4 separate regions of the Homo sapiens genome follow, and all the other regions are linked to region 3. A link is a loop called in an ENCODE intact Hi-C map of the cell type or tissue named here. Cell type or tissue: endothelial cell of umbilical vein. All regions are shown on one strand. Each heading gives the region's core, and the rest is flanking DNA. Links, peaks and the distances in the headings are about the cores only. Region 1 has its middle 31 kb from the start of CASC15. Region 2 overlaps CASC15 (cancer susceptibility 15). Region 3 overlaps CASC15 (cancer susceptibility 15). Region 4 overlaps CASC15 (cancer susceptibility 15).

Evidence for each region. A loop is a pair of places that touch in the nucleus more often than their neighbours do. Peaks named below come from ENCODE experiments on the same cell type or tissue, not always from the same donor. Only the 100,000 strongest peaks of a DNase experiment are listed, where the experiment ranks them.
Region 1: a loop joins it to region 3, with 6 times the contacts of the local background. A loop is called at or near these places in 2 of 110 quality-filtered maps.
Region 2: a loop joins it to region 3, with 4 times the contacts of the local background. A loop is called at or near these places in 2 of 110 quality-filtered maps.
Region 4: a loop joins it to region 3, with 4 times the contacts of the local background. A loop is called at or near these places in 3 of 110 quality-filtered maps.

Annotation. Positions count from the first base shown.
Region 1 is chr6:21,632,027-21,638,146 of GRCh38, reverse strand. No RefSeq gene overlaps it. Among named protein-coding and RNA genes, the nearest start is that of CASC15, 31 kb to the left of the region's middle. In endothelial cell of umbilical vein, for the core only: no CTCF peak of the experiment used is centred there; a DNase peak (open chromatin) is centred at 3,366; H3K27ac peaks cover 2,179 bases.
Region 2 is chr6:21,944,982-21,951,101 of GRCh38, reverse strand. All of the region lies in intron 5 of CASC15 (cancer susceptibility 15), which reads right to left. Among named protein-coding and RNA genes, the nearest start is that of NBAT1, 200 kb to the left of the region's middle. In endothelial cell of umbilical vein, for the core only: no CTCF peak of the experiment used is centred there; a DNase peak (open chromatin) is centred at 3,041; H3K27ac peaks cover 1,437 bases.
Region 3 is chr6:21,766,216-21,772,335 of GRCh38, reverse strand. The region is part of intron 2 of CASC15 (cancer susceptibility 15); the gene reads right to left. Among named protein-coding and RNA genes, the nearest start is that of CASC15, 100 kb to the right of the region's middle. RefSeq lists enhancers at 1,251-1,750, 2,274-2,887. In endothelial cell of umbilical vein, for the core only: no CTCF peak of the experiment used is centred there; DNase peaks (open chromatin) are centred at 625, 2,755 and 4,015; H3K27ac peaks cover 4,363 bases.
Region 4 is chr6:21,932,456-21,938,575 of GRCh38, reverse strand. All of the region lies in intron 5 of CASC15 (cancer susceptibility 15), which reads right to left. Among named protein-coding and RNA genes, the nearest start is that of NBAT1, 210 kb to the left of the region's middle. In endothelial cell of umbilical vein, for the core only: a CTCF peak has its summit at 2,818 (motif pointing right); a DNase peak (open chromatin) is centred at 5,055; H3K27ac peaks cover 1,609 bases.

The sequences.
Region 1 (6,120 bases), core at 496-5,495, 130 kb after region 3:
ACTGCACTCTAGCCTGGACGACAGATAAGACTCTGTATCAAAAATAAATAAATAGCCCAGGCGTGGTGGCTCACACCTGTAATCCCAGCACTTTGGGAGGCCAAGGCGGGTACATCGCAAGGTCAGGAGTTCGAGACCAGCCTGGCCCGATATGGTGAAACCTGTCTACTATAAATACACAATTAGCCAGGTGTGGTGGTGTGCGCCTGTAGTCCCAGCTACATGGGAGGCTGAGGCAGAAGAATCGCTTGATCCCGGGAGACAGAGATTGTGGTGAGCAGAGATTGCACCACCATTGCACTCCAGCCTGGGTGACAAAGAGACACTCTGTCTCAAAAAAAAAAAAAAAAAAAAAAAAAAAAAAAAATATATATATATATATATATATATATATATATATATATGTATGTATGTATATATATAAAACATAAAATAAAAAATAAAAATAATTTATAGAGAAAGTTCTTATTTTCTCTCATGCTTTTGAAATATTTCATCTGAGTGGGAAACTGTCCAGAGAATATGGGATATGAAAGAAGAAAACAATTTCTTCTGACTTCTAATTTCCCAGTGACTAAATATTTTATACTAGAATACCTGCACAGTCAAAGTAATCTCAAGATATAAATTAGCTATCTTAAAAAGTGACTCCTGAAGTAACCATTTAGCTTGAAAGGAATATATCTTTATCTTGGAACAAAGAATAACTTAAGGATATTAATATAAATTATGAACAATTCTCATTATGGTCAGAAGGAACTATTACTATTTTGTTGCTATTTTTAGCATCCAAATCACATAATTCTTTAAAATGAAATTATAACAGTAGAAGCATTAGCTTAAGTCGACTTAGGCAATATAAATAGTGTGAGTTAAAGAAAATGTTTAAAGGTACCACTTTTTAGATTATTGCCAAAATCTGAGAAATAGTCTAGTTCCCATGAGATGTGTTCCTATTATTTGTGAAATCTGCTCACTTACTAATATAACTAGCATGCACTCTTCTGTTCATATTTTGCTTAACTGCCTTGCCAAATTTACACTGTTTTTTTTTTTGCAATGAATAGTATTACTACACCAAAATCCCATTGCTCTTTATCATATTTTTTAAAATTATAAAACAGAATGTTTAGTCTATTGGCCAAGACTTTCTGGTATGTTGTTGCAGCTCTATTCCAGAACATTTCTAATGCAGTGGGAGAAGATTTTCTTCCATTAAAGGAAGCTAATAGATGTTATCTCTTTCATCCTATCACAGGTGAAGCACTAATTTAGTCACTGTTTCTGTACTAAAGCTCTTTCCAGTAAAAATGGACAATCCATGAGGCAAGGATTCACATATAATACCTTAAAGTAACTTTTATATAAATGTCTTAAATGCATTAGTTTTCTTATTTTTATTTCTTTTATTTTTGTTTTGAGATGAAGTCTCACTCTGTTGCCCAGGCTGGAGTGCAGTGGTGTGATCTCGGCTCACTATAACCTCCGCCCTCCGAGTTCAAGCGATTCTCCTGCCTCAGCCTCCCAAGTACCTGGAATTACAGGCGCCTGCCACCGTGCCCGGCTAATTTTTTGTATTTTTAGTAGAGACAGAGTTTCACCATGTTGGTCAGGCTGGTCTCGAACTCCTTACCTTGTGATCCGCCTGCCTCGGCCTCCCAAAGTGCTGTGATTACAGGTGTGAGCCACCACACCCGGTCTTTAGTTTTTTTTGTTTTTGTTTTTTGTTTTTTGAGAGGGAGTCTTGCTCTGTAGCCAGGCTGGAGTACAGTGGCGCTATCTCGGCTCACTGCAACCTTCGCCTCCCGGGTTCAAGTGACTCTCCTGCCTCAGCCTCCCAAGTAGCTGGGATTACAGGCGCATGCCACCACGCCCAGCTAATTTTTGTATTTTTAGTAGAGACGGGGTTTCACCATGTTGGCCAGGATTGTCTCGATCTCTTGACCTCGTGATCTGCCCGCCTCAGCCTCCCAAAGTGCTGAGATTACAGGCGTGAGCCACCGCACCCGGCTATTTTTTTTTTATATGATCAAGCAGCCAATACTTTGTTTTAGTGTAAGTATTAGTATTTCAGGAATTTGTTTTTTCTCTCATCTCTTCTGCATTAAGTCAACTGATTAGCACCTTAAAGAACTCCCAGACCCCAATCACTACTACAGAATGTTTGTTTGTTTGGGTTTTTTGTTTGTTTGTTTGTTTTTTAGATAAGGTCCTGCTCTGTTGCCCGAGCTAGAGTGCAATGGTGCTATGACAGCTCACTGCAGCCTCAACCTCCTGGGCTCAGGTGATCCGATCCCCCCAGCTCAGTCTCCCAGGTAGCGGACTACAAGGGTGCATCATCACACCTGGCTAACTTTCTGTATTTTCAGTAGAGAGAAGGTTTTGCTACGTTGCCCAGGCTGGTCTCGAACTGCTGTGCTGAAGTGATCCTCACACCCGGCCTCCCAAAGTGCTGAGATTACAGGCATGAGCCACCGCACCCGGTCATGAATGATAATCTCGATATTGATTTCTAAATCAATGTTCATGATGGATGACAAATCCAAACATCAATTCAAATTGCAATAAATTAATCATTGTCACCAAAACCATGATCTGTCCCTACTTTTTGACACTTTATCATTGAATATATCACCTTACAGCACCAATCTTCCTGACACCCTACTTCACCTTCAGTTCACTGGTTCCTCCTGGCCACCTTAAAGATAGGCCTGGAATGGTAACTCTTCTTCAGCAGCCAGGAAACATTTATAAAGTAATGGCCGGGCACGGTGGCTCATGCCTGTAATCCCAGCGCTTTGGGAGTCCGAGGTGGGCAGATCACCTGCGGTCAGAAGTTCGAGACCTGCCTGGCCAACATGGCGAACCACTGTCTCTACTAAACATACAAAAATTAGCCAGGCATGGTGGTGGGTACCTGTAATCCCAGCTACTCAGGAGGCTGAGGTAAGAGACTTGCTTGAACCCAGGGGGCGGAGCAGTGAGCCGAGATCACACCATTGCACTCCAGGCTGGGTGACAAGAGCAAGATTCAATCTCAAAAAAAAAAACAAAAAAAAAAAACAAAAAAACTTAAAGACAATATTGGACTTCCCACAAGAATGTGTGGCAAATCAAACTCATTCAGAAAACACAACAAAATCCCCCAAAAAGGCATGTACCTAGAAAAAGACAGGTTTAAACTAACTTTAGGCAAGGACTTTGCTTCCTGGTATTTCCAAATCCCATTTCCCACCACTGTTGCTTGGATGACCTTGAGTTGACACTGTAGTTTCAACTCCATATCTAACACCAGTAATCATGGTGTCACACAATCCACTTCATGTCTGCTTTCCTCTTTAATGGAGCAGGCAAACAACAGCAACTCTCCCGGAATTAGGGCAGACAACCCTTACAAAATCGCTAGATGAATCATGCCTGCTTCATATCCTGAGCAAATCTAGGTCCACTTCCAACAGTCTACTAACAATAACCAGAAAATACACGCAGAACTAGATGCATCATGAGCCCATCACGAGTTAACTGTTTCAATCTCAGAGAATAAGTTAGATTCCATGCCAATGAAATAGATACAATTTTTTAAAAAACAGCACTCACATCTCTAGCTCTGTAACTTTTATCTACTCAAGTTTTATTATAGAAGACATCAGAAATATGCAAATATAAGTAGAATAATGGGTTATTTTAGGTTCATTGTCTATTAATTCTCTTTCATAAAATCTGAGCAACAGGCTGGGGGCAGTGGCTCATGCCTGTAATCCCAGGACTTTGGGAGGCCAGGGCGGGCAGATCACCTAATGTCAGGAGTTCAAGACCAGCCTGGCCAATGTGCTGAAACCCCGTCTCTACTAAAAATACAAAAAGTAGCCGGTATGGTGGCAGGCTCCTGTAATACCAGCTACTTGGGAGGCTGAGGCAGGAGAATCACTTGAACCAGGGAAGCAGAGCTTGCAGTGAGCCAAGATCTGGCCATTGCATGCCAGCCTGGGCAACAGGAACAAAACTCCGTCTTAAAAAAGAAAAAAAATTGAAGAAAGAGATCACCTCGGTTACCTAGATTGAAGTAAAATATTTTAAAAGTAATTATATCCTTGATTTTCCAGTGGCTACTCCTTTTCTCAATTTGTGCACGCATACAATGGGAAACTAAAACCTATGGAAAAGAAGAGCAATATAAACACATCAAACACCAATATAATTTCTGTGGTTGTACATTAAACCTATCCCTGACTTTCCTTGCAAATGAACCATGAGATATATGACAGGATATGTTGTATAACAGTCATTGTTTGATCAAAGAAATAAAAAAACATACACTTTTTTTTTTTTTTTTTTTTTTGAGACAGGATCTCCCTCTGTTGCCCAGGCTGGAGTGCAGTGGCGCAGTCTGGGCTCACTGCAACCTCCGCCTCCTGGGTTCAAGCGATCCCCCAACCTCCACCTCCCTAGTAGCTGGGACTACAGGCGTATGCCACCACGCCCGGCTAAACACATATTGATTTTGAGAAGAGAATATTTTCCTGGTACTAAATGCAAAAGTAAAACTTTTACAGATCCATCTTCAAAGAGATTTTGAACTATATACAGGACAAACAGTCATTTGATAATTTCTTCGTAAACCTTTATGGGCTTCATTTCTTTAACAACTTGGTGAGAAAGAACACTTTTATTTTATTTTATTTTATTTATTTATTTATTTATTTATTTATTTTTTTGAGACAGACTCTCACTCTGTTGCCAGGCTGGAATGCAGTGGCGCGATCTTGGCTCACTGCAACCTCTGCCTCCCAGGTTCAAGCAATTTTCCTGCCTCAGCCTCCCAAGTAGCTGGGACTACAGGCACACGCCACCACGCCTGGGTAAATTTTGTATTTTTAGTAGAGACGGGATTTCGCCATATTGGCCAGGCTGGTCTGGAACTCCTGACCACCGTGCCCAGCGAGAGAACACTTATACAAAATAATAATAATAATACATTTATACTCAATAATGGTGGACCTGGCCAGTCACGGTGGCTCACGCGTGTAATCCCAGCAATTTGAGAGGTCGAGGTGGGTGGATCACTTGAGGTCAGGAGTTTAAGACCAGCCTGCCCAACATGATTAAACCCTGTCTCTACTAAAAATACAAAAATTAGCTGGGTGGGGTGGTGGCGCACCTGTAATCCCAGCTACCTAGGAGGCTGTGGCAGGAGAATCGCTTGAACCTGGCAGGCAGAGGTTGCAGTGAGCAGACATCATGCCACTGCACTCCAACCTAGGTGATAGAGCAAGACTCCGCCTTAAAAAAAAAAAAAAAGGGGGTGGAGCCGACTTCAGGTGGTAGGAATGGGGAGGAGAGTATGAATAGGAGTTAGGAGTGACTACTCAAGTAATAATTTGTTAAAGAAGCCTTTGCAATCACCCTTTCTCTTTAGCACCCTGTAACTACTGCCCTTCCTCTAGGCTTTCTCTAAGTCGATGTTACTCAAAGTCTGGTTTGTGGACCAACTGCCGATCTGCAGACTGACTGTTACTGGAATGCAGGGAGGTCAATTGCAAAATTGAGAGTAAGCATTTAAAATAATTTGACAGAATTACTTTTGAATATTGAATCTAATAAAATAAAATGTAAGGTGACCCTTTTAATATGTTTAATATTTTTATTTTTCTTCTAATTTCATTGTGTTTTATAAAAGTGGCATCCTGCAACAGATTGAAAATTTAAAAAACAAAACTTGTTCTTTACCACAGATAAAAACGTACTTTAGATCTCTGTTTCTCAAACTTCAGTGGTCACGTACTACTCTCATGATTTTGTCATATCTGTATACCTATTTTATCATTTATTCAATATCTTTCTTTAAACAAAAATTACTTTTTAATTTAAATACTTTTTTCTTTTTTTTTTGGAGACAAAGTTTCACTCTTGTTGCCCAGGCTGGAATGCAATGGCACGATCTTGGCTCACTGCAACCTCCTCCTCCTGGGTTCAAGTGATTCTCCTGCCTCAGCCTCTCGAGTAGCTGGGATTATAGGCGTGCACCACCATGCGTGGCTAATTTTTATTTTTAGTAGAGACGGGGCTTCTCCATGTTGGTCAGGCTGGTCTCAAATTCCTGACCTCAGGTGATCCACCAGC
Region 2 (6,120 bases), core at 511-5,510, 180 kb before region 3:
CCATAGACAGTACAGAAAAGGCTGGACCTGGCTGTGTTCCAACAAAACTTTATTTACAAAAACAGATGATATAAGCAGGAGTTGAATTCATCAACATTACCAATATTATTAAATTGTGGAAGGTCCAGGTTTCAATAATCCTGTCTTAAGCATAGTTTTGTCTGCTAGCACTGAAGTTGAGCTAAAAACAACTCAATTGCCATGGGCTAGTGTCTCAGCAAAGGAGCACATGTAACAATGATCTTTTGTGTCTTGAAGACCATGCCTCAGAACTGCTTGAAAAGTTTCCAGCATCAATAGAAGGAAATGCATGCTTTCTCTTTAAAGTGAGCTTGAGTCTTAGGAAACGGCATATGTATGTAAGCCAGTCAAACAGGCTGGAGATACCCAGGTGGTATAGACTCAAGTAAGGTAACTAGTTCAGTTAGAAATCAAAGCAATGATTCTAACCTGCATATAAACATCTAAGCTGATCTACCCAGTTCCACCATATTCAGTCACTCACTAGAACACCAAGCGAGATATGGAGATAAAAATATTTAACAACTGGCCGGGCACGGTGGCTCATGCCTTTAATCCCAGCACTTTGGGAGGCCGAGGCGGGGGCATCACAAGGTCAGGAGATCGAGACCATCCTGGCCAACATGGTGAAACCGTCTCTACTAAAAATACAAAACTTAGCCGGGCGTGGTAGCGGGCACCTGTAGTCCCAGCTACTCGGGAGGCTGAGGCAGAAGAATCGCTTAAACCTGGGAGGTGGAGGTTACAGTGAGCCAAGATCACGCCACTGCACTCCAGCCTGGGCAACAGAGCAAGACTCCGTCTCAAAAAAAAAAAAAAAAAATTTAACAACTAAAGTATATATCCGAAAAAGACTAGCACTGAACAAGATCTTAAGGGCCACCTGGGGGAAAAAACACTCTAATGTATCCAAAGAAATTGAGGTACAGAGGAATTGTCACTTGCCCAAGATCACAAAGCTAGGGCATAGAGGAGGCATGACCATATGACAGTAAACTATTAGTTCTAAGAAGTAGCAACCTTGCCTGCTAATGCATTGCTTTTCACATTGCATTCTCTGCCTCCACCACAGCTCCTGGAATATATCAAGGAATTAAGAAATATTGACTGAATAAACAAAGAATTAATGAAAAAAGCAAAAATGAGCCAGATCTCTTTCCCATCAAATATTGTGTGGACGAATACATTCACGGTTCAAAAAGAATATGCTATTTGTAATTTTCTTCTTGAGGTTGAATTGTGCATTTGATTCTTCAGACGCCACAATAAACTGCTGAACTAATGTGAGTGGCCTAAAGGAGGGGAAGTGCCACTCAAGGCAACTATGGTAATTCCGTCCTAAGGAATTATTTATGCATGATGAGAATCTGTCTGGAACATCAATGATGTCTTTATCTTCAACTACTACACACAGAGGACTCAGTCTGAGTGTGCTAATACTGTCTGCCCAGGTTTTCCCAGGACTTGCAAAATGTAAGCCTGATTGCTTAGAGAGGTTATGGCTTATTGCACATTATCTACACCCACTCATCCATCACTGTGAGACTTCGTGGTATACAAAGCAAGCTCCTCAAAGCAAGGGTTAGGATCTACTCTCTGATTATTCCTAGCTGTCGCCATATGTTGGCTTCCTGACAACAGACAGGACAGGTGCTGTCCCAGGAGACACTGCTGCAGAGAGAGGTTCCTACTTGACCACCATAACATCTGAAGTACCTAGCCCAGCTCCACAGTTGAAGGTCAAGTGGGAACAACCTGCATTCCTTCCACAGGTGTTGGCCTTTTAAAAGGAATGCAGACTTTGAGCTCCATTTATGTTTTCAAAATATTGCTTTTTCTTTGAACTAACATGGAATGTGTAACTTTATCCACAGACTGTGCAATTTTACAGCCACCCAATTTCTATGATATGACTCTTCAATATCTCAACTATTTTAAAAAATCCTTAGAGAATCCTACTATCAAGATCTAGAAAATAAAGTTTCTTCCTTTTTTCTTTGGAAAAGCTACATATAAATATGGGTGTGTGTGTGTGTGTGCCCCTTTATGCATATATGTATGTATTTTGTTGGTGTTTTTTGTTATTTGGGTCTTTTTTCTTAGGATGACAACCTTAATTAAAAGGGTCAGATTACTGAACAGCCACTTCTGACCCTCCTTTCTATGTCTGCAACACTGACTATTTAGCATAGGCCATTAAAGAACCAGAAATCATTCAGGGTAGGAAAAGGTCCTACTCCTTAATCACTTAGTCTTTAAAACAACACCAAATATGTTTGGATAATTTACAAAGATTCTACGAATTTTGCCAATGGCTGAAAAGCAATAAAAAAAAATTATGTTAATCAAATACATCAATTAAAACATTTAAAATATATGACCTCCAGAAATAAAGATTTTAGAGAACACCTCAGTTCTCTGGCTGTACTGATGTAACAGTCTTCTGGAACTATTAATAATACCTAACTCCCCCAAAATTTTGTAATACTGAAAAAAAACACAAACATAATAAACTTTTCATTTTATTTCACATATATATAATTTTCCAAGGTGAAATACACACACACATATACCTTTATAGAACTGAAATGCCAAATTCAAAACATCTACAAGATAAATTCAGACATCAGAAGGGGGTTTCCCACAATTACATTTGCAGTGCTATCAACAAAATCGGTTTATTTTAAGATTGCCTGCCCAATATATAAATTTCCCTTTGTGTTTGAAATACTTTTATCAGATAAGATAGCTTTTGTTTAAACTGCTATTTTCAGAATTTGCTTTGGGGGTTTTGAATGCACAGAGTGGAGTAACTTGAGATTTCCTATCCTGCTTTAAAATGTGTTTCTTCTGTCTGTTTGTATTTAGTAATTTCCTGTCAAATAACCTCACATAATTAACTTTCCTTGCTCCAACCTACTTCTTTTTTCCTATTCCTACTTCCTGAGGACAGTAATAAAATGCTGATTACATTCGGCTGTTATCTGCCTTTCCCTCCTTCTCCATCCCCCTTTCTCTCCCTTTGTGGAAGCCCCCACTCAGGTTTCAGCAGTTCATGGACAAAGAAAGACCTGGAACAGGAAGGGAAGCAAACCAGACTGCGGAAACTCTTGATCATCCATTCATCCATATTTACTGGGTAATGCTATTGCTGAGCCGGGCCCAGTAAGTAGTGGGAGATGTGCTCTGGTTTTTTTTTTTGTTGCTTTTTGTTTTTTTTTCTAAAATTCCACGAAATCCACAGACCAACTCCCCACTGCACTGTTCTGGTGCGTGTAGGAATGCCTCCCTTCTCCTTCCTGATCAAAGCTTGAGATGGCTGGGAAGAGAAGTCGTGCTAGGACAGGAAGAATGTCCACTAGCGTTTACAGAATTCCACTGACAGACAGAAATAGAAATTAAACCCTGCTATTTTTCATATAGCCTGCGTTACTTCTTGATAATTCATCTTTCTTTTCACACTAATTGTATACTTTGATCTAAATTAGGCAAGTAATTCACTAGCTGTATTACCTGGGCATTCCAAACACACACTTCCAAAGACATGGCATGGGGGAAAAAGCAAAAAATGTTGTGACTCTATTAAATATGAATTTATTTTGAGACAGGGTCTCACTCTGTTGCCCAGGCTGGAGTGCAATGGCATGGTCACAGCTCACTGCAGGCTTGACTTCCAGGGCTCAAGTGATCCTCCCACCTCAGCCTCCCGAGTAGCTGAGACTACAGGCACATGTCACCACGCCCAGCTGATTTCTTTTATCTTTTGTAGAAACAGTTTTATCATGTTGCTCAGGCCGGTCTCAAACTCCTGGGCTCAAGTAATCCTCCTGCCTCAGCCTCCTAAAGTGCTGGAATGACATGCATGCGCCACCACGCCTGGCCCAAATTTTAGTGTTAGAATCATACGTTCAGAACACAATGACTGATCATCTTCACATACATCAGGGTGCCCTAGCGCTATTGAAATGTTGGACCCAATAATTCTTTTTTGTGCAATGCTGTCCTATACATTGTAGGGTTTTGGTTGTGGTTTTACCCTAATACTATGAATATAGGACTCAATAATTCTTTGTTGTGGGGGGCTGCCCTGTTCAATGTCCTGTAGAATGTTTAGCTGTATCTATAGCCTCTACCCACTAGATGCTAGTTTTACCTTCACCTACCCCATTCATGACAACCAAAAATGTCTCTAGGCATTGACAAATGTCCCCTGGGTAAAAAAAAAAAATCACCCTCACTGAAAAGTGCTGATATACATTACACTCAGGGAAAAGAACCTGCTTCCTTACACACAAACCAAGTTGTAAAAAATCTAGCTACATCATCGTATGAAGAATTCAACCTTATAATTCCAGAAACGGCCTCTGTTCTGACCACTAAATATTTGAAGAAGTAAATGATGGTGACTTCATTTCATGAATATGCCTTGAGTTCACAAGTGGCAGACCCTGTTGTTCCAAACCTATTGCAAAGGGTAAAAGGGAAATCCCAAGGGACAAAAATTATAAACCTCATCATGGACCAGAAACAGACCACAAAGGCCAACTGGCAGGAGGAGCTAAGCCACAGGCTGCTGGAATCCAGAGCTATGAGCCAATGGTGCCTGGAGTTTGATACCTGATGGGCCCGTGGGTATAATTTACACCAAGCAGCTTCACTCCAGGGTGCATGCCTTAGAGAAACTCGTGAAGCACATCAGTTGGCATACACAAACAACAGTGTTCATAATGACACTGCTACTGATAGGAAAAATCTAAATGACCAAAAGTCTACTTATGGGAGAATGAGTAAATATATTGTAGTATATGCAAATGATGTAATATTATCCACAGCTGTAGTAGAAAAACTGCTGCTACCGGTAACACTAAGTCTTAGAAACATGATTCTGAATAAAGGGCAAGTCACAAGGTGACAGTATTTTTTATGAAGTTAAACATAAGCAAATCTTAAACCTATTACAGTTATTTTAAAAACCTACTGAAGCCGGGCGTGGTGGCTCACACCTGTAATCCCAGCACTTTGGGAGGCTGAGGCGGGTGGATCACAAGGTTAGGAGGTTGAGACCAGCCTGACCAACATGGTGAAACCCCGTCTCTACTAAAAAAAAAAATACGAAAATTAGCCAGGCACGGTGGCACGTGCCTGTAATCCCAGCTACTCAGGAGGCTGAGGCAGGAGAATTGCTTGAATCTGGGAGGCGGAGGTTGCAGTGAGCCGAGATTGTGCCACGGCACTCCAGCCTGGGTGACAGAGCAAGACTCTGTCTCAAAAAAAAAAAAAACCTATTGAAACCTATTTTTGAAAACCTAGTATGTATGTTTTTGAAGGCAAAAGAATGAGAAACACTATATTCAGACTAGTGGTTACCTCTGGGAAGGAAGTAGGAGGTTTTTATACATGTAGAGTGAACTCTATTGGAAATGTCTATGGTGAATTCACTTACTATTATGGTTCATAACATACCTACAGTTTGTAGGTGTATGTTCATGTGTGTGTATTTGTGCACCTTCATATGTATCAAATATTATATAACAATTTTATAATTTTTCTTCCAGGAAAAAGAAAAAAAGACCTAAGAAAAATGATGGTAAACTGAAAACAAAAGTAAATATTAAAGGATGTATTTCAATAAACTAAAAGGTGAAGCCAAAGAACAGTTATGGGATATAAGAAACCAGAAGCAAATAAATCAGTAAAATACCAGATGTCATTTGATTGATTTAAAAATTAATAACCAACTTTTTATGTTAAAAAGGGGAAAGTTGGCTGGGTACAGTGGCTTATGCCTGTAATCCCAGCACTTAGAGGCTGAGGTGGGCAGACTGCTTGAGCCCAGCATTTCGAGACCAGCCTGGCCAACATGGCGAAACTCTGTCTTTACATAAAATACAAAAATTAGCTGGGTGTGGAGGCATGCACCTGTAGTCCCAGCTACTTGAGGGGCTGAGGTGGGAGGATCACCTGAGCCCAGGAGGTCAAGGCTGAGTGAGCCATGATTGTGCCAGTGCATTCTAGCCTAGGTGACAGAGCAAGACCCTGTCTCAAAAAAAAAGGAGGTGGGTGGGCCATTAAAATTCCAGGCAACAAAAACAAGATGAG
Region 3 (6,120 bases), core at 354-5,353:
AATGTTGAGAACAATAACCCCAATAACAAGAATAATTATAGTATAATATTATTATAATAAGGTACCTTTCATCCAAGACTCAGAATGTTTTGCAAACATTCTCTCATGCTGGGATAATACTGCTAGGGAATTAGAATATAAGGAATTTTAATGACTTGTCTCAGGTCACTGGTCAGCTTGAGTGGTGCACCAAGATGCAGATATCTGATTGTGGTCTGCTGATCTAACAAACTGACCACATCACTTTCAATTAATAATTTGGAGAGTTCTATTTCAGGACAATTTTCAAGGAAACCCATATTAGCTCTTCCATTAAATTCTGATTATGTTCCGTCTCTGTTTCCATTACTCCCCTCTCCACCCACCCATAGCACAGTTAAGAAAGAGTATAATTGGGGAAAGCTCCCAAAGTGATCTCCCTGCATGGAATATATCTCTTTCCCTCTCTCCTAACATTCCTCTGGCACAAGACAGAAAGCAAAGCTTCCTCAGACATTGGTTTTGTGATATCCTTCCCCAGGACTGGAAGCAAGACGGTTCCCCACTGCCTATCAGAATATTTAAAGTTCTTGATCACCAATCTCATGCTCGTGTCATTTCCTCCACACATTCCTGGCACACGAACATTTCCTGTTCTCATTGTTCCCCTGGTGTGTCTGTTCATGCTATAGTTGTCTTTTTCTAAAAAGCCTCCATAATTTCTACTTGCCTGGGATCCCTAAACACGTACTTAGTGCATCCCAGCCACCCTAGCCACATAGCCGGCTGCAAGGACATCCAATTTCTCTTTAACACTTTTAGAAATGAAGAAGGCACTGCTCTGAAAAACAGTGCTCTGTCGAGCATTTTAATCGTGAGAAACCTCTTATTTGAGCTGGATTCTTGTGTGCTCACTTGTACATCTACCCAACAGGCCCCATGCTGCATCTTAAATTGATGTAGAACAAATAAACTTGTTCTGTAACAAAATGTCTTTGCAATGTTTGAAAATAACTATTTTGTTTGTCCTTAATCTTTTCGGCTCTAAGCTCATATGCCAAGGCCCTTCAACTATTCCTCAAGAGACCTGGTTTCTAGACCCTTTGCCTTCCAAAGAAATACCTCTAATTCAGTGCTACTTAACTATTATTCATGTCATGCACCCAGAGTAAATAATACCATTTGTACAGCATATTGGGGAAATAAACAAGGGTTTTAGGCAGGCCGGACCAGATTGAGGACTCTAGGTCTGAGCCCTAGCCTACGGTTGTAGGGATTGATGTTTAGATGTTAAGTCATGCCTGATACCCAAATAGGAAGCTCCATGATAACTTTATTAAAATCTGGCACCCAAAAGTGAACACATTCTGCACAGATCATCTTAAATCCAATTTATTTCAGCAAACTTCCCCCCAAAACTAAAGCCAACACTCATTTTTCCTCTTCCTGACTACAAAGCGCATATCTGCTTGAACTGATGACATTTGATTGTGTGTGTGTGTGTGTGTGTGTGTGTGTATATATATATATATATATATATATATATATATAATTTTTTTTTTTTTTTGAGACAGAGTCTCGCTCTGTCGCCCAGGCTGTAGTGCAGTGGTGTGATCCTGGCTCACTGCAAGCTCCGCCTCCCGGGTTCACGCCATTCTCCTGCTTCAGCCTCCTGAGTAGCTGGGACTACAGGCACCCACCACCACGCCTGGCTAATTTTTTTTTGTATTTTTAGTAGAGACTGGGTTTCACCGTGTTAGCCAGGATGGTCTCGATCTCCTGACCTCCTGATCTGCCCGTCTCGGCCTCCCAAAGTGCTGGGATTATAGGCGTGAGCCACCGCGCCCAGCCCTCGATGATACATATTTTAAGATTTTCTGAAGTAGGTATCTTAATTAATGTGTGTCAGACTCACTTTTCCCAAAAATGACTACAACTTCATTAGGAGCCATGTTTCTTTGCAATTATCATTATGCCTAAAAGAACACAGTGCAGGTTGGGCACATGGTAAAGCCTCACCAAAACATCTGCAGAACTGAATTATGCAGCCTCTCTACAGGAAAGCCATGGCTTAGAGGCCACAGTCTAGTTTAAAAGATATAAACCTCACCTGAAGAGGAAGTTTATTGCTCTGTCTGTTTATTCACACAGAGTCTAAACAATGACACAGACTTTCAGACTGGAAAACTTAGTACAAATAAATGCTTCCAGACAGGTCTGGATTGGGAAGGAGGGCCATGGAATTCCTTCTCCTATCTGGGTTATTGAGCCCAGACAGTCATCACTCAAGTTATAAACACTACTAAATGATGTTGCATAGTTTTATTTAAAGCTATATTTGATTTCAGATTAGACTTTAACATTTAATAAATTTCCCATCAGTATATGGGAAGAGTGGAGACTATTTTGATTTAAGCGTTATTTCAAATATGAAACTCAAGCTGTGTTAGTTAAAAAGGGCTCTAGTTATAATTCAGTCTCACAGTAAGGTCAGGACTCTTGGATTCCCCTAATCCTTCTCCTCTAGGGCTGAAATGCCTGGGAATTCAGTGAATTTACATATTCTTTCCTGACCACAAAGCTGTCACAGGGCCCTAGCCAAACTCTCTCACTCCTCCAGATTCAAGCTGACTTATCTCTGTAACACTCAGCTCAGAATTCAGCTGGGAGAGAGTCTGCTTTAAGGGAGCAACTCTACCACTGAAAAAGCAGTGGCACCCTCCTTTCCAGGAGGTGAGATCTTACTCATTTTCCTCCTCTCCCACATCTCTTGGCGCAAGCCAGTAAATGTGAAGCTCTAATAGATTAATGAAAAGTCGGCACTGATCCCTCTGGACTCCATCCATTTTTAAGTGAGCTATGAGAACTTGGACACATTACAGATCCTGGAAGAATGAAATATGAGGAGAGAAAAGGAAGTTTGACACATGCAGAGAAACTGATCTCTGGGGCTAGGGAGAAGCTAAGAGAGAGGAAATTTTGGGACAGAAGGCATAATACAAACTTAATTCACGGATCATACACTACTGAAGAATAAAGACTGACTTCCCCATTAAAGTTTGAAAGTTGAGCAGCTAATACGAACTTGGGATTTCATGCAAAAACAATCATGCAGCTATTGACAGGCTAAATAAGGAGTTCAGTGCTACCTTAATTCATCTGACATTCACTCTACCTGCCCTGTCTATGCGAGGTAGTTAAAGAGGGAAAAGCAATTTTACATGGAAAATAAAAGATAAGGTTAAAAAAAAATAACAATTCCACTACAAAACAGACTAAGTTTGTCCTTCTTACCTTTATGAATCGCAAGCAGAAAAAAGTGGTAATTCTGGAGTGACCCTAGGACAAGGACAGAGATCACCTGGGGCAAATTTTCGAAGCAGATCTTCAGGGAAAAAATAAATCCCAACTCTAATTCTATCCCTGAAACTGGCATTTCCATGCAAATCTATTCTGTTCATTAAAAGCCAATATTATTCTGAAGTGCCACAAATCCATGAGTTTGGCCAGTACTGAGGAATCTATTAATTTTAATTCTACAGTAATTCCTTTAAAAGTCTGAAAGGTTGGTGGTATAAGGAAGAAAAACTAATTTAACCCACATTTATATAGCAACAAATAACTGGTAAACAAAAATCTCCATTCTAGTGTACATTAATATCCATTTTTTAAAAAATCAAATAAGACCATTTGAAAAAAGGAAAATTATGTTAGATTAACATCTGATTCTGTGCTGGGCACTTAGTAGGTGTTCAATAAATTATGATTGAATAAAAAACCCATTTCTTTAAAACACCAGAACTTACTAAGTAAAAACAGTGTATTAAAGATTACCTTCTCATGGGTAAGGAATGCAGGAAAGAAAAATGAAAATGCTATTACTGCTTAAATCTCCCACAAGAGCATGACCAAAGGAAATGAAAGTCTAAAACAAGTACTAAAAACATTTCATGAGTCACAATATTTATGCTACAACTCTTTCAAATTAACCAATTCTGTAATCATCCCTGAGAAATGAATATGGCTTAGAAAGATAAAAGAACGTTGTTGAGCTCAACCAAAATTATTGTGACACTAAAGTTATTTTGAGACAGTGTGCAGGTAGATGTAACTATTATAAGATAATATTACAAGAAATGTTTTCAACAGGGCTGCACAGTTTTTGAGTGCACACAATTCTGAGATTTTCTCCACTCAGTACCATGACTAGGATAAGCTCTGTCTTCCTGTCTTTCCACAATCTGTTTTTGCTGACTATTGTCTATGGGCACGGTTTATAATTTTTCATTATTTTCTGGAGACTTCCTATTTCACAACCATATCTTGGTGCCAGTATCATTTTACATTTACAAATAAAGTCTATTCTAAATGACTTAGCTACAAATCCGTGGTAATGTCTCAGTTTAGGTAAGCAGTTTTTAGCTTTCTCAAGATCCTCTACTTAAGATACATTAAATTTTTATTTTCTCATGGACCCATTTTAATTTTTTTTTAAAGAACTGAGAGTCATCTGTATAAGGCTGCACTGTCCTGTCCAATGCTGCCCAACAAAATGAAGCCAAGTGGACTTAAGATAAAATTATCAAACTTCACCTGAAATTTTTAAACAAAAACAACTCTTTCCCATTAAAATAATTCAGGTCAGAGTAATTCTGTATCTCTCTGGAAGGTTTTATTTCTTTGATTATAAAAGTGCCTCACTTTCATAAACTACTAATTAGATAATACACTTTTCATATTTGTCAGTGCTTAGATTTGATTTCCCAATCAATTCATTTTGTTTTGACATTTCTCATTCATTTCAACTTTGAGACTGAAAATATACATTATTCTTGTTGCATGAAAAACTATTTTCAGATTACTTTTACATAATGATGTTTACATAGACTTGAACAGACAAATTTGAAATTTTTGATCCACATAGGTTGAATTTTTAAAATTTAGTATAAACATATATGTGTGTGTGTGTATATATATTTGTTTGTTTGTTTTTATGAGACAGAGTCTTGCTCTGTTGCCCAGGCTGGAGTGCAGTGGCACGATCTTGGCTCACTGCAACCTCCACCTCCTAGTTTCAGGTGATTCTCCTGCCTCAGACTCCCAAGCAGCTGGGATTACAGACGTGCACCACCACGCCTGGCTAATTTTTTGTATTTTTAGTACAGACGGGGTTTCATCATGTTGGCCAGGCTGGTCTCAAACTCCTGACCTCAGGTGATTCACCCGCCTCCGCCTCCGAAAGTGCTGGGATTACAGGCATGAGCCACCATGCCTGGCCTACAAATTAGTATAAATATATTACGGCAGACCAAAACACCAAAGTCTTCTATCAAATGGCAGAAGAAGGCAAGGACTGAATATTCCCTGAAAACAGGACCACATCGTACACCCAACCTTACAGAAGAATGGCTCCCTTCTGCTCACAATAAAACAGCAAGAGCAGAAGATGCCCTAGTGAGCAGGCTTCCTCAGCTCTCCAGGACACCCAAGCACACGCAAGGTGCTCCGAGATGCCGGGTAGGGAGGCAGGTGGCCCCTCTGTGAATACAGAGAGTGGCTACTGAGCAAAAGCTCTGCAATGATTGAATAGGCTCAGAGTTGAAGGGCAATGGAACAATCAAAGACAGGTTCCTCCTTAAGGAGAATATCCAGCCCAAGCTGCAGTAGACTTAAGTGTTGCCCATAGAATTCCTTGTCTTATCGCTGTTTGTAGTCCTGTTATTTGTCCTTTAGGGGTGATTTTAGCTTCAGATTTTCTATTTGAAAAATGTTGGCTGGATGCGGTGGCTCAAGCCTGTAATCCCAGCACTTTGGGAGGCCGAGGCAGGCAGATCACGCGGTCAAGAGATTGAGACCATCCTGGCTAACATGGTGAAACCCCGTCTCTACTAAAAATACAAAAAATTAGCTGGGCGTGGTCGCGCATGCCAGTAGTCCCAGCTACTTGGGAGACCGAGGCAGGAAGATCGCTCGAACCTGGGAGGCAGAGGTTGCAGTGAGCTGAGATGGTGCCACTGCACTCCAGCCTGGAGACAGAGCGAGACTCCATCTCAAAAAACAAACACAAAACAAAAGAGAAAAAAAGAAAGAAAAATGTTACATGTCATATCAAATTTGTACACACAAGACCCCTTAAAGGAT
Region 4 (6,120 bases), core at 696-5,695, 170 kb before region 3:
AGAGATTCTTCTGCCTCAGCCTCCAGAGTAGCTGGCACTACAGGCGTGTGCCATCACGCCCGGCTAATTTTTGTATTTTTAGTAGAGATGGGGTGTCATCATATTGGCCAGGCTGGTCTCGAACTCCTGACCTCGTGATCCGCCCGCCTCGGCCTCCCAAAGTGCTGGGATTACAGGCGTGAGCCACCGTTCCCGGCCTCACTTGGGCAACTATTAATTGACGTACCTGCATATACTTATGCCTCCAAAGCCCTCATCTTGTAAGAAATCTAATACTATTCTTTAAGTAGAAAAATGTAATATACTGATGACCTAGCTCAGGAATCCTACGGAATACAGTCTTAAGTTTCCTTGACTTTTGCCTCAGGGACTAATGAGAAGAAGGCCTCAGATTCTTTAATTGATGGCTCTGGAACTGACCAGTGATAAAGAAGATTGATCTTTCATTTGAAGGCATGCTTAGTGTTTGGGTTACAGTTATATGAAATAATTATGTAGAAGAAAACTGCACAAGCATAAGGCACTGTGCTACGCTTTGTGGGATTATAAAAGTATATGAGACCTATTCCTACCTTCAAGCAGCTTAGAGTCTTCACTATCAGACAGCACACAATATTATGTAAACCAAATACAAAGATGTCAATGAATACTTATGTTAATTAGAGCCATCCTTATTTTTCTCTAAGATCTAACACGATCACAGGGGTTCTAAGTCTGGAAACTATATTTCTCAGATTCCTTGGCCAGCAAGGTTCTAGGTTTAGGTTCTTTCAAAGGCACTTATACAAAACTGGAAGATGGCAGAATCCATTTGTCTTTGACTCTGGCAGCAATAGCAGCAGCAGATTTGTACAGAGTCTTGTAACACAAGCTCTAGGCGCTGGTCTCCTGTAGTGACTGAGTAGGCCGTGGTGGGGCGACGAAGACATACTCTGGCATTAGAAGTAATAGTTTCCTGCAGTTACTGGTCTAGGAAACACCGACACCTCCACCATTCATTTGCTGCTCTAGTCCTTTTAACAGTTACAACCTAATTCCCTGTATTGACTCCTACCCTGCTTGAAATATTAATAGATAAATAGGTTCAGTTTCTTCGAGTGACCCATGACTCAGTCAGGAAATGGCAGAATCTCTTCTTCTGGTCTCTTTTGGAAAAAGGCTAAATCCTAGTGTACAAAACATAGTCTTCTAACTCTACCACCAACTTTTTAAAGCTATTTTTTGACCATCATTATGAGCTTTCTCTCTTAATTGCCAAAAATATGGAGAATGATGATACAGGAAAATTAATGTTTTTATATCAAACATTTGACAAAGATTAATATTCTCTTGAATTAGATATGTTTATCCTTTAGAATAGTAATGACATATTAAGTAGAGGGATGCTCCTTGAGGACAATAATATAATCACTGGAGGCTTAGCCTGTTATTAATTAAGCTTATCAAAAGTATCATTATGTGTGTGCACGCAAATCTATACATACATATTGTATGCCTTCTTTTTCTTTTCTTTTTTTTTAAGACAAGGTCTCCCTCTTTCACCAAGGCTGCAATACAGTGGTGTAATCATGACCCACTGCATCTTCCCATCTTGGCCTCCAGAGTAGCTGGGACTGGGACTACAGGTGTGCACCACCACGCCAGGCTAAGTTTTGTATTTTTTTGTAGACACAGTATCTCACTATGTTGCCCAGGCTGGTCTCAAACTCCTGGACTCAAACAACCCTCCTGCTTTGGTCTCCCAAAGTGCTGGGATTACAGGCATCAGCCACCTTACCTGGCCTCATATGCCGTCTTAATTTTTTGTCTCCTTACCTAGATTCCCATCATAATTCCATATACATATAACCTAATTATATTACATGATAATTCAGACTACCTAAAGCCTCACAGGACTCATGTACAATGTAGAAGTGACTATAGTCCCCAGAATTTACATGCACGACTGCTTTAACGTGGAAAGGAACAGCGGCCACCTCCTATGTACAAAATCAATATGGATTAGGTCAGACTTCTGGTTCTGGGTGAAATGGCATAAAAACACTTCACTCATTTCTCCCACTGAACAGAAGCATACAACCTGAACAGATATAAAGCAACTACTGGAAAAAATTCTAGAAAGTGAATAGCATCAGGGAAATCATGGAAGACCACTGGAATCAAAGTTGCAATCAAACTACTAGTGGGTTTACCATTTATTTTCTCCTAGTAGCCTCAGGCCTGAACTTAATCAAGCTGGAAACCTAGAAATGAGCACTGCTGCAGTGAAGGAGAATGCTCCAGAAGCCCTCTAGTTATGGCTCATGGACAAACAAGAGGGCTCCTAACACTCATGGACGGTGTGAAATCCTTGACTTTGTTCTCTGTTGTTTCTGCTCTTTTGTGTCTGTCATTCATGAGGTTGCTTCCAGGCAATTCCAGGACAGTGAGGGCAATGACCAGTAAAGCGGTCAGCAAGAAGGAAAACTGAGGGAGGGGAACCTTTCTCTCCATTTAGTGGAGGTGTGATGAGGCCGACCTCTATTGCTTTTTTAACTCTCACCATCCTTCTCTTGCTTGGGCCCAGAGAAAGTCCCAAATAAGGAAGTTCACAGTAGCTCCTAAAAGACTGAAAGGGGGAGCCCTAAGGAGCTAAAAAGTTCCAAGGAGAATACAGAGGAGTAGTTCAGGAAAGTGACACCATAGAGTTGCTCATGAATTCCAGGGATCATCACCAACCCTTAAATGTTTGCATCAATTGTAATTAGCATACCAAAGGCTCAGAGAATGGAACTAACAGATAGACGCACTGCACAGGTCACAGACTGACCACAAGGTGGCACACTCACAGACTAGAACCGAAGAGTACTTCAAGGACTTTGAAAAGTAAACTGATACTCCCTTGAGTATCCAACCCCCTGAAGTTAGGTTGGAACTTGGAGCCTGAACCTAACCAGATCAATTGCCTGCTTAGAGAAAAAAAAAAAAAAAAATTTCCATGGGATTAAACACAACCCAGAGACTCATAACATAATCATCAAAATATCTAGGAGAGACTCCAAAATTACTCAACATACCAAGAACCATGAGAATTTCAACTCATACCAACAACCATGAAAATTTCAACTCACACAGAAAAAGATACACATATCAATGCAACATAATACAGATGCTGAAGTTATGTGAAAAAGACTTTAAGGCAGCTACTATATGATAGAGCACTTCTTTTATGTTTGAATGAGCAATCATAAACACTCTTGAAACAAATGTTAAAATAAAGTCTTAGCAATGAAATAGAAAATACAAAAAAGAAATGAATGGAAATCTTAGAACTGGAAATGAAAATCAAAATTTTAAATTCACTGGATGAACTCAAAAGCAGAGTGGAGATGACAGGGGAAAAGGTTATTGGACTTGAAGATAAATCAATAGACATTACCTACTCTGAATAACAGGAAGAAACAGGTTAAGAATTATATGAGCAGAACTTCAGAAATATATGACTGAATAACTGAAGGTCTAACATTCAGGTCCTTGAAGTCCCTAAAGGAGATGGGCAATAATGCGTGCTAGAATTATGTTTAAAGAAGTAAGAGGCCGGGTGCAGTAGCTCACACCTGCAATCCCAGCAGTCTGGGAAGCTGAGGCAGGTGAAGCACCTGAGGTCAGGAGTTCGAGACCAGTCTGGCCAATATGGTGAAACCCCATCTCTACTAAAAACACAAACATTAGCTGGGCATAGTGGCGCATGCCTGTAATCCCAGCTACTTCAGAGGCTGAGGCAGTAGAATCGCTTGAACCTGGGAGGCGGAGGTTGCAGTGAGCAGAGATCGCACCACTGCACTCCAGCCTGGGTGACAGAGCGAGACTCCATCTCAAAAAAAAAAAAAGAAAAACCCACAAAATTAGCTGGGTGTGGTGGCGCATGCCTGTAATCCCAGCTACTCGGGAGGCTGAGGCAGGAAAATTGCTTGAACCCGGGAGGCGGAGGTTGAAGTGGGTCGAGATTGCGCCACTGCACTCCAGCCTGGGTGACAGGGCAAAACTCTGTCTTAAAAAAAAAAAAAAAAAAAAAAAAGAAGTAGGAGTGGAAAATTTGCCAGGTATTGCGAAGATAAACCTACAGTTTCAAGAATCTATGCAAATCCTAAATAGCGTAAATTCAAACAAATTCATGCTAAGATAAACTGCTAAAAACTAAGGACATTCTGTTTTGGGTGATGAAAATATTCTAAAACCAGAGAATGCTGATAGTTACACAACATTGTGAATGTAATTAACACCACTGAATTACACATTGTAAAATGGTTAAAATGGTAAAATTACCACAATATTTTAAAAAACTCAAGACAGAAAATGATCTTCAAAGCAGAGTAGAATGACAGATACATTACATCAAAGTAACATTGATTAGAAAACAATGATTAGAATGATTATGGATCTTTAACATAAACTATCAAGACCAGAAGGAAGTAGCAAAAAACTTTTAAAGAACTGTCATCTTTTAAAGTAAATACTTGTCAATCTAAAATAATGAACTGTTGGCCAGGTGCGGTGGCTCACACCTGTAATCCCAGCACTCTGGGAGGCCGAAGTGGGCAGGAGATGGAGACCATCCTGGCTAACAAGGTGAAACTCCATCTCTACTAAAAATATTAAAAAATTAGCCGGGCGTGGTGGCAGGTGCCTGTAGTCCTAGCTACTCTGGAGGCTGAGGCAAGAGAATGGCCTGAACCCGGGAGACGGAGCTTGCAGTGAGCCAAGATCGCGCCACTGCACTCCAGCCTGGGAGAGAGAGCAAGATTCCGTCTCAAAATAATAATAATAATAATAATAATAATAATAAAATAAAGTAATGAACTGTCATCCTAGATTTTGTATCCAGTGAAAGCATCTATCAGGAATAATGATAAAATAAAGGCATTTGTGGATTAAGGGAAACTTTCACACTGTATAGTCAGCAAACTTGCTCTAAAAGAATTACTAAAGGAAGTTCTTCAGACAGAAGGAAAATGACAATAGAAGGAAACATGAGTAACAGGAACAAAGGAAGAGTGACAGAAATGATGAGTATCTGAATAAAATATATTACTCTTCAACTCTTTACATTGTGTTTGATAGTCAAAAGCAAAAAGTACCTAATGAGATTTTCAATGTATGCAGATGTTACACATAGACAATAAAGATGTAAAAGAGGGAGTGGAAAGGAACTTATAAGATGGTAAGTGTATTACATCCCCAAGAAAGTAATAAAATACTAACTATAAGTAGATGTTAAACAGTTAAATATGTATTTTGTAATCCATGGAGCAACCACTAAAAAAGCTATACAAAGAGATATCGTCAAAATCATAATAAATTAACAGGCCATACTAAAAATGCTCAAATATAAAAAAAAGTCAGAAGTAAAAAAAGAAAACAACAATAAAAAAGAGAAACAAGCCAGATGTGGTGGCTCACGTCTATAATCCCAATACTTTGGGAGGCCGCTTGAGCCCAGGAGCTTGAGACCAGCCAGGGCAAATAGGGAGACTCCATCTCTACAAAAGATTAAAAGTTAGCCAAGTATGGTGGTACACGCCTGTAGTTCCAGCTACTCGGGAGGTTGAGGTAGAAGGATTGCTTGAGCCCAGGAGGTCAAGGCTGCAGTAAGCCCTGATCATGCTACCGCACTGTCAGCCTGGGTGACAAGGCGACATGCTATCTCAAAAAAAAAAAAAAAAAAAAAAAGAGAAACAAACAAGAAATAATGAAATGGTAGATCTAAATCCAAATGTATCAATAATTACAATAAATGCACATGGTCTAAAACACAATTAAAAGTCAGAGATTGTCATATTGGACTAAAAACTATGACTCAATATAGTCTATTTATAAGAAATTGACTTCAAATATATTTATATAGGTAGGTTAAAAGTAAACTACAAAAAGTATAAGGCAAACAAAAATTAGAAATCTAGAAAAGCAAACGATATCAGAAAAAAGGCAAAAGACATGAACAGACATTTCACCAAAGAGGATACGCAGATGGCAAATAAGTACATGCAAAATTTTTTTTTTTTTTTTTTTTTTTTTGAGATGGAGTCAAGCACTGTTGCCCGGGCTGGAGTGCAATGGCATGATCTTGGCTCACTGCAACCT